Regions from separate parts of the Homo sapiens genome. Here region 1 is linked to region 2. Evidence: chromatin contacts called from ENCODE Hi-C data. All regions are on one chromosome and are shown on one strand. The core of a region is the stretch at or near the end of the contact, and the rest is flanking DNA. Distances in the headings are between cores, read along the strand shown.

What was found. A loop is a pair of places that touch in the nucleus more often than their neighbours do. Pooled maps may share reads with other maps.
Region 1: a loop to region 2 is called in a map with no recorded cell type, with 3 times the contacts of the local background. The contact joins two enhancer-like sites. A Hi-C loop is called at or near these places in 3 of 37 single-sample maps with no recorded cell type and 2 of 50 pooled maps.

The regions. Positions count from the first base shown.
Region 1 is chr2:237,897,144-237,899,968 of GRCh38, reverse strand. All of the region lies in intron 2 of RAMP1 (receptor activity modifying protein 1), which reads right to left. Among named protein-coding and RNA genes, the nearest start is that of RAMP1, 39 kb to the right of the region's middle. RefSeq lists enhancers at 807-916, 997-1,046, 1,014-2,825. Within about 2 kb of position 1,253, at least 29 of the 41 ENCODE cell types and tissues checked have a DNase peak (open chromatin) inside an H3K27ac peak, as active enhancers do.
Region 2 is chr2:236,544,361-236,547,253 of GRCh38, reverse strand. It overlaps a transcript of ACKR3 not described here. Among named protein-coding and RNA genes, the nearest start is that of ACKR3, 24 kb to the left of the region's middle. RefSeq lists enhancers at 832-881, 2,002-2,131. Within about 2 kb of position 1,298, at least 7 of the 41 ENCODE cell types and tissues checked have a DNase peak (open chromatin) inside an H3K27ac peak, as active enhancers do.

The DNA.
Region 1 (2,825 bases), core at 4-2,503, 1.4 Mb before region 2:
TCAAAAGGCACTAGATCCCAGGCAGTTCTTTCAAATTCTTTTTTTTTCTTTTTAATTGAGACAGGTTCTCACTATGTTGCTCAGGCTGGTCTCAAACTCCTGGGCTCAAGCGATCCTCCCACCTCGGCCTTCCAAAGTGCTGGGATTACAGGTGTGGGAGGCGTGAGCCACTGCAAATTCTTAAAGTGAAAGAAAAAGATGTGCAGCTTCCCAGTTCATTTAAAAAAGTTAACAAACCCTGATCCCAAGCCTCTTGAGATGGCATGACATGCGTCTCAACGCATGCGCACACGGACGGAACAGATGCCCTTCGCTTCCACCTATAAATAGACACTCAAGTCCCCTACCCAATGCTAACAAACTTCATCTAGCCACATAGCATATTTTATTTAAAGGAGGGCTAATTTCAGGAATGCTTTAAACCTGTTACTACAAAATCACACTTTAATACACCATGGGAAAAAAATGTACCGTCATTTTAATACGCATTGAGAAGGCATTTGAGAAAACTCAATATTCTTTTCTGATTTTAAAAAAGCCACAACCTTGAAAACACAGAAAGAAGCTATTTTCTTCATGTGATAAAAATCTCTCTCTCGGCCAGGTGCAGTGGCTCACGCCTGTAATCTCAGCACTTTGGGAGGCCGAGGCGGGCGGGTCACCTGAGGTCAGGAGTTCGCGACCAGCCTGGGCAACACGGTGAAACCCCATCTCTACTAAAATACAAAAAATTAGCTGGGTGTGGCAGCGTGTGCCTGTAGTCCCAGCTACTCAGGAGGCTGAGGCAGGAGAATTGCTTGAACCCGGGAGGCGGAGGTTGCAGCGAGCGGAGATCATGCCACTGCACTCCAGCATGGGTGACAGAGTGTGACCCAGTCTCAAAGAAAAAAAAAAAATCACTGTCTCAAACCAATAGCATGCACCCCATTTAGGACTGGAACACAGTGGCATTTTCGTGGCAGCCAGCAACAGGCTTATTTCGCATTTAGGCAGCCAGGGCTGGCTTCTCCCTTGTGGTTTCTGCCTTTGGTGTCAGGGCTCACACCCAGGATTCTGTGAATAGCGGGACCTTTCCAAAGCAGGGAGGGGCTGGCCACTTACTGCGCCACTTCCTCTGTTGACAGAGAGCCACGCTGTGGCCTGGCCTGGCGTGCGTCAGGTGTGGAGCAAGCACAGGGCCAGCTTGTCTTTAAGAGGCCTCAGCCCGGGCCCTGGGGATGTGAAAGCCCACGCAGTGTAGCTTCCCACCTACGTCTGCGTGTGTGAGCTCGGGAGCCTGGCTTCCTGTCTCACTTCTGCCCAGCACTGCTGGAGGCAGCAGAGAACTGGGCACCTTTTGTTTTTCTTGACACTGGGGAAATGTATAAGGAAGTCTTGTTAACTGTTTGATGAAAAGCACTTCAGCACACTGTGCTGGCCTGGGAAATGTGTGCTGGGCCAGCAGGCTCTGAGCCAGCTGTGCACACCTGGAACTCCTACGGGTGAGTGGCTGCTCCCATCCCCCTGGGACTGGCAGCACGCGTGAGGGAAAGACGGATATTGTACTATCAAACCCTTCCTAAATCAGGCTGGTCAGAGAGTACAATCAAACTAGGGAAAAGGCCAAGCATTAGAAGTCCTATGTACCTGTGCCAGCCCAGGGATGCCTACACATTTGACCTACTGCATTGCTGAGACAGGAATGCTTTGAAATAAGTGTCATCACTGCATGCAAATGAATATGTTAAACAGGAATTTTCCCCAGGCTCTGACTATGGTTTATCTATTTAAGTTGTATTAACAGGGACTTCTGACATCTTAGCAAAGCCATTTTCCCAACAGCATAAGGGGAAATGCCAACTCCATCCCTTTCCAAAGAATTACAGCATCTGGCCAGGCACAGTGGTTCCCGCCTGCAATCCCAGCACTGTGGGAGGCTGAGGAGGGTGGATCACCTGAGGTCAGGAGTTTGAGACCAGCCTGGCCAACATGGTGAAACCCAGTCTCTACTAAAAATACAAAAATTAGCTGGGCGTGGTGGTGCACGCCTGTGGTCCCATCTACTCAGGAGGCTGAGGCAGGAGAATGGCTTGAACTCGGGAGGTGGAGGTTGCAGTGAGCTGAGGTTGCACCACTGCACTCCAGCCTGGGAGAAAGAGCGAGACCCCATCTCAAAAAACAAACAAACAAACAAAAAACAAAACCCCCCCCCAAAAAACCAAAACAAACAAAAAAAGAAGAATGACAGCATCCACGAGAGCATGTGTTTCTGAGGTTTCCACTAAGACACGTGGATCTGTAAACAAGAAGCCTCACCATAGGCTTCTTGCAAATACTTCGCCAAATCATGGAAGCCAATTCCATTCCACACCTTTGTTACCAGCTAAATATTGCACTTTACCACTGACTAGGTGCTTGCTGAACAAGGAGGACAAAGGCCTCTCTCTTGCAGGAAAAGGAACAACATGAATAACGCACCAAAGAAAGAATCTTGGGAGGGTTCAAGGAAACAGGAGGAAGACAGATGAAACGGGGCTCAGTGTTCTCGCTGCTGTGGAGGAGGCCACAATTCCTCCTGCAACACTCGCAGTGACTGTAGAGCATGCTGATGAAGCCGGAGAAAATGGCCAGCCCTCTCTGCACGTTGAGCAGGGAAGGCAGACACGGGACCACCTGTGGCCTTATTCTCACCTCCCCTCGCTCATGGCCTGTCTGGGCCTCAGGCTCTGTCCTGTCCCATGTCATCTGCTCTTTCAGTCTCCCTCTTTCCTGGCCTGAAGTGAAGCTGGTTCTCCCATTCCTGGGATGGAGGCTGAGGCCCAGGCGGGGCCCGTGGTTGCATGCGG
Region 2 (2,893 bases), core at 49-2,548:
GAATAATATTTGTAAACAGTCATTAGCTCTCTATAAAGAGGCTCTGGGCAACTTTTATTTCCTTCTTCACACTGTACTAGGTTTTCTGCAGTTTCTAGAATCATTATTGCTGAGGTCTCACAACCACCTGTCATCATGACAATGTGTGTCTATGGACAGGGGTGATGGATGCCATCTAAGACAGGTGGAATAAGAAGTCTCCACCAACCTCCAACTCTCTGACTCTAGAGTCAATGCTGCTGAAGCCCGACAAGAGAGGATGTACTGTTCAGGGGAAGACAAAAGTCACAGGGCCAATGCTGCATTGATTTACAGTGGGAACAACCACCTCCAAGGCCAGCCCCTTTCTCTCCCTGTAGGCAGCTCTTAGAGAGAAGCCAAAACATAGTGAGAACATGCTTTCACTGGGGTGGATTCAGAGCAAAGGAAGTGGGCTAAGTGAGCCTCCTGCATAACGGTCACAGGAAACACAGCCTCCTTGCCCTTCCTGCCAGTGGGCTGGGTCGCCCAGTCCCCTGAACGAGGCTCCCCATCCCCAGGCAGGGTCTGGATGGCACTGCCCACATCTGTTTGCCTCTGGTGCTCTGCGCACTCTCTGCTGCCCAGGTTCTCCAACCCTCTCTTCCTGTAGTGAGTAAAGCTTCAGGCAGGAGGGTGGTCACGTCTGGCAGGCCTGAGCGCCCTCTCCACGGTGACTGGCTGTCTGCTCATCTTTGGATGTTACAATTTAAATCTCAGAGCACACTCTGATACCTGTAAATTTAATTTATCATTATAACCACCAAAAACTGACAACAAATTTTATTAAATTTATAGTGGAAAAGTATCTATGTAGTAAAAATCACAATGTGAACTAGCCCTGCCCTTGTGGAGAGAGATGGACTCAGAGAGACAGAGGGGGAACTTCATTGATCACTGAAGTCAAGAGGTGTGTGTCAGTGAGTGGGCCCTGAGAAGCCGTCCTTCCAGAAGGAGGCCTCAAAGAGGTCCTTTTCCCCCAGGGGCACACCTGTCATCAAAGTACCCATTGTGCCTACAACGATGTAAAAAATCATCTTCCTATCACAAATTCAACAAACTTAGCTAATTATCTAGCTTCTCCTGGGACCAAGAATCGTTAGAAAGAAAATTCTGGTACGGGAGCAAAACATCGCATCGTTGGTGCTTCACAACTCACAAAACGTGGTCCTGTATTTTCTCCAGGAATACATGCAATGAGTCTCTGAAAAGGAAGCAAAACTTACAGTGGTGAAACGTGGCCCCTCCTTTGTAGTCGTGCTGAGAAACAGAGAACAGCTGTCCACAACTTCATTTCCTTTCTCGCAGACTTTAAAGTTGGGGCTTTTCAATTCTCATTACGCCGTATGTTTTCGGTGTGTGAAATTCAACAATGATACACTAAACCAGGCAAATAATTTAATAAATAAACATGACTTCTCTTTCTAATAATATAAATTTATTTGGCTTGGAAAACACAGTGAGCTCTCCCCATAAGAACTGTAAAGTATATTCCCAGGGGTTTTATTTTACATCCCCAGATAGAAGAGATTCCGTGTCATATACCATGAAATCGTAGTGTTTCATAACCAAGTTGTAAAGTGCAGCACTGAAAGTTGATTTTGTCCGTCTGCCACACTTTTATTGACGATTTGATACACTCATTCTTCCCCGGAGCCCTAATATTTTGTGCACTCTTCTTGCCATACCTTGAACATCATCGTCTAAACATTGATTGGCTGCCTGTGGCACTCTGGCTCCCAGATCCTGGGGTGTAGCATGTGTCTTTCCTACAGACATCTGCACAAATGCGGAAGAAATGTCAAATAGAAACCCTGAGTTTCTACGTGATGTGACTTTGAGACGGTAAATGAAGCGGAAAGCCTGGGTGTTGTCTTCTTAGGCAGGGTGACAGAAGGAGGGCTCTGGATCCCAGCAGAGGGGGCATTTCAGACCCGTGAGTGAGCCCACCAGGCACGAACTCTCAAACTCCCTTGGGCGACAGAGCCCCTGGAAGTCAGGGCGTTTGTCTCACATCCTTCAGTTGCTAGAAACAGAAGCCCTCCCAGCCACATGGAAGCTTCTAAAGATGACGAAGGCACAGAAAGGACCCGGGGTGTCCCACAGAATCCAAGGGCAGTGAAGGCGAATACCCTGAGTGACTATAGTGAACAAGCATGCCCGGCAGCCCCAAGATATCAGGCTCCTTGGGGGCCATGTGTCTTCCCCACCTCTGCTCTGCCCTGGTTGCCAGCCACCACCTGTGGACCAGAGTTCTCCTCTTTGGAGTGAAAACTAGTGGCCTGAGTTTTCTACAAATATATCCAAGTGTCCCCAATTAAAAGCAAACCAACAAACTCCATATTCTGTCTTCTATATTATGTTATACTTTCTAAGATTCTAAAACAATTGCCTGCACTCCGTGTCTCTACTTTCTCCCAAATCTAGCCCACATCTCTCTCCCAAGCACAAAACCTGGTACCTCGAATTCCTGGTCTGAGCCAGTCATTATCCCCCTGACCCCACTTTTCCTTTTATTCCCTCAGCTCGGTTACAAGACCACCATCCATCCAGGGGCTCAGCCCAGAATCCCGGGGACCGTCTTCATTCTGCCTTCGTCTTCAACATCTGCTCGTCCCTATTCCCATCGACTCAGGCCTTCAGGCATCTCTCCAGCCTGCCCTGAGCTCTCCAACCCAAGCTACGAGCCCTCAGCCTTGCAGGGCCTGTGCTCGCACAGCAGCCCCCCAGCCCTGGCACTGGTCTCCCTGCCTCCAGACCTAGCAGTCATTTTCTCCGACCTGCTCCGACAGGAAGCCACTGATCATACGATGCATATGATGCATACAACGCAAAGCTGATCATACGATGACCCCTGACCCAACTGAATGCCTTC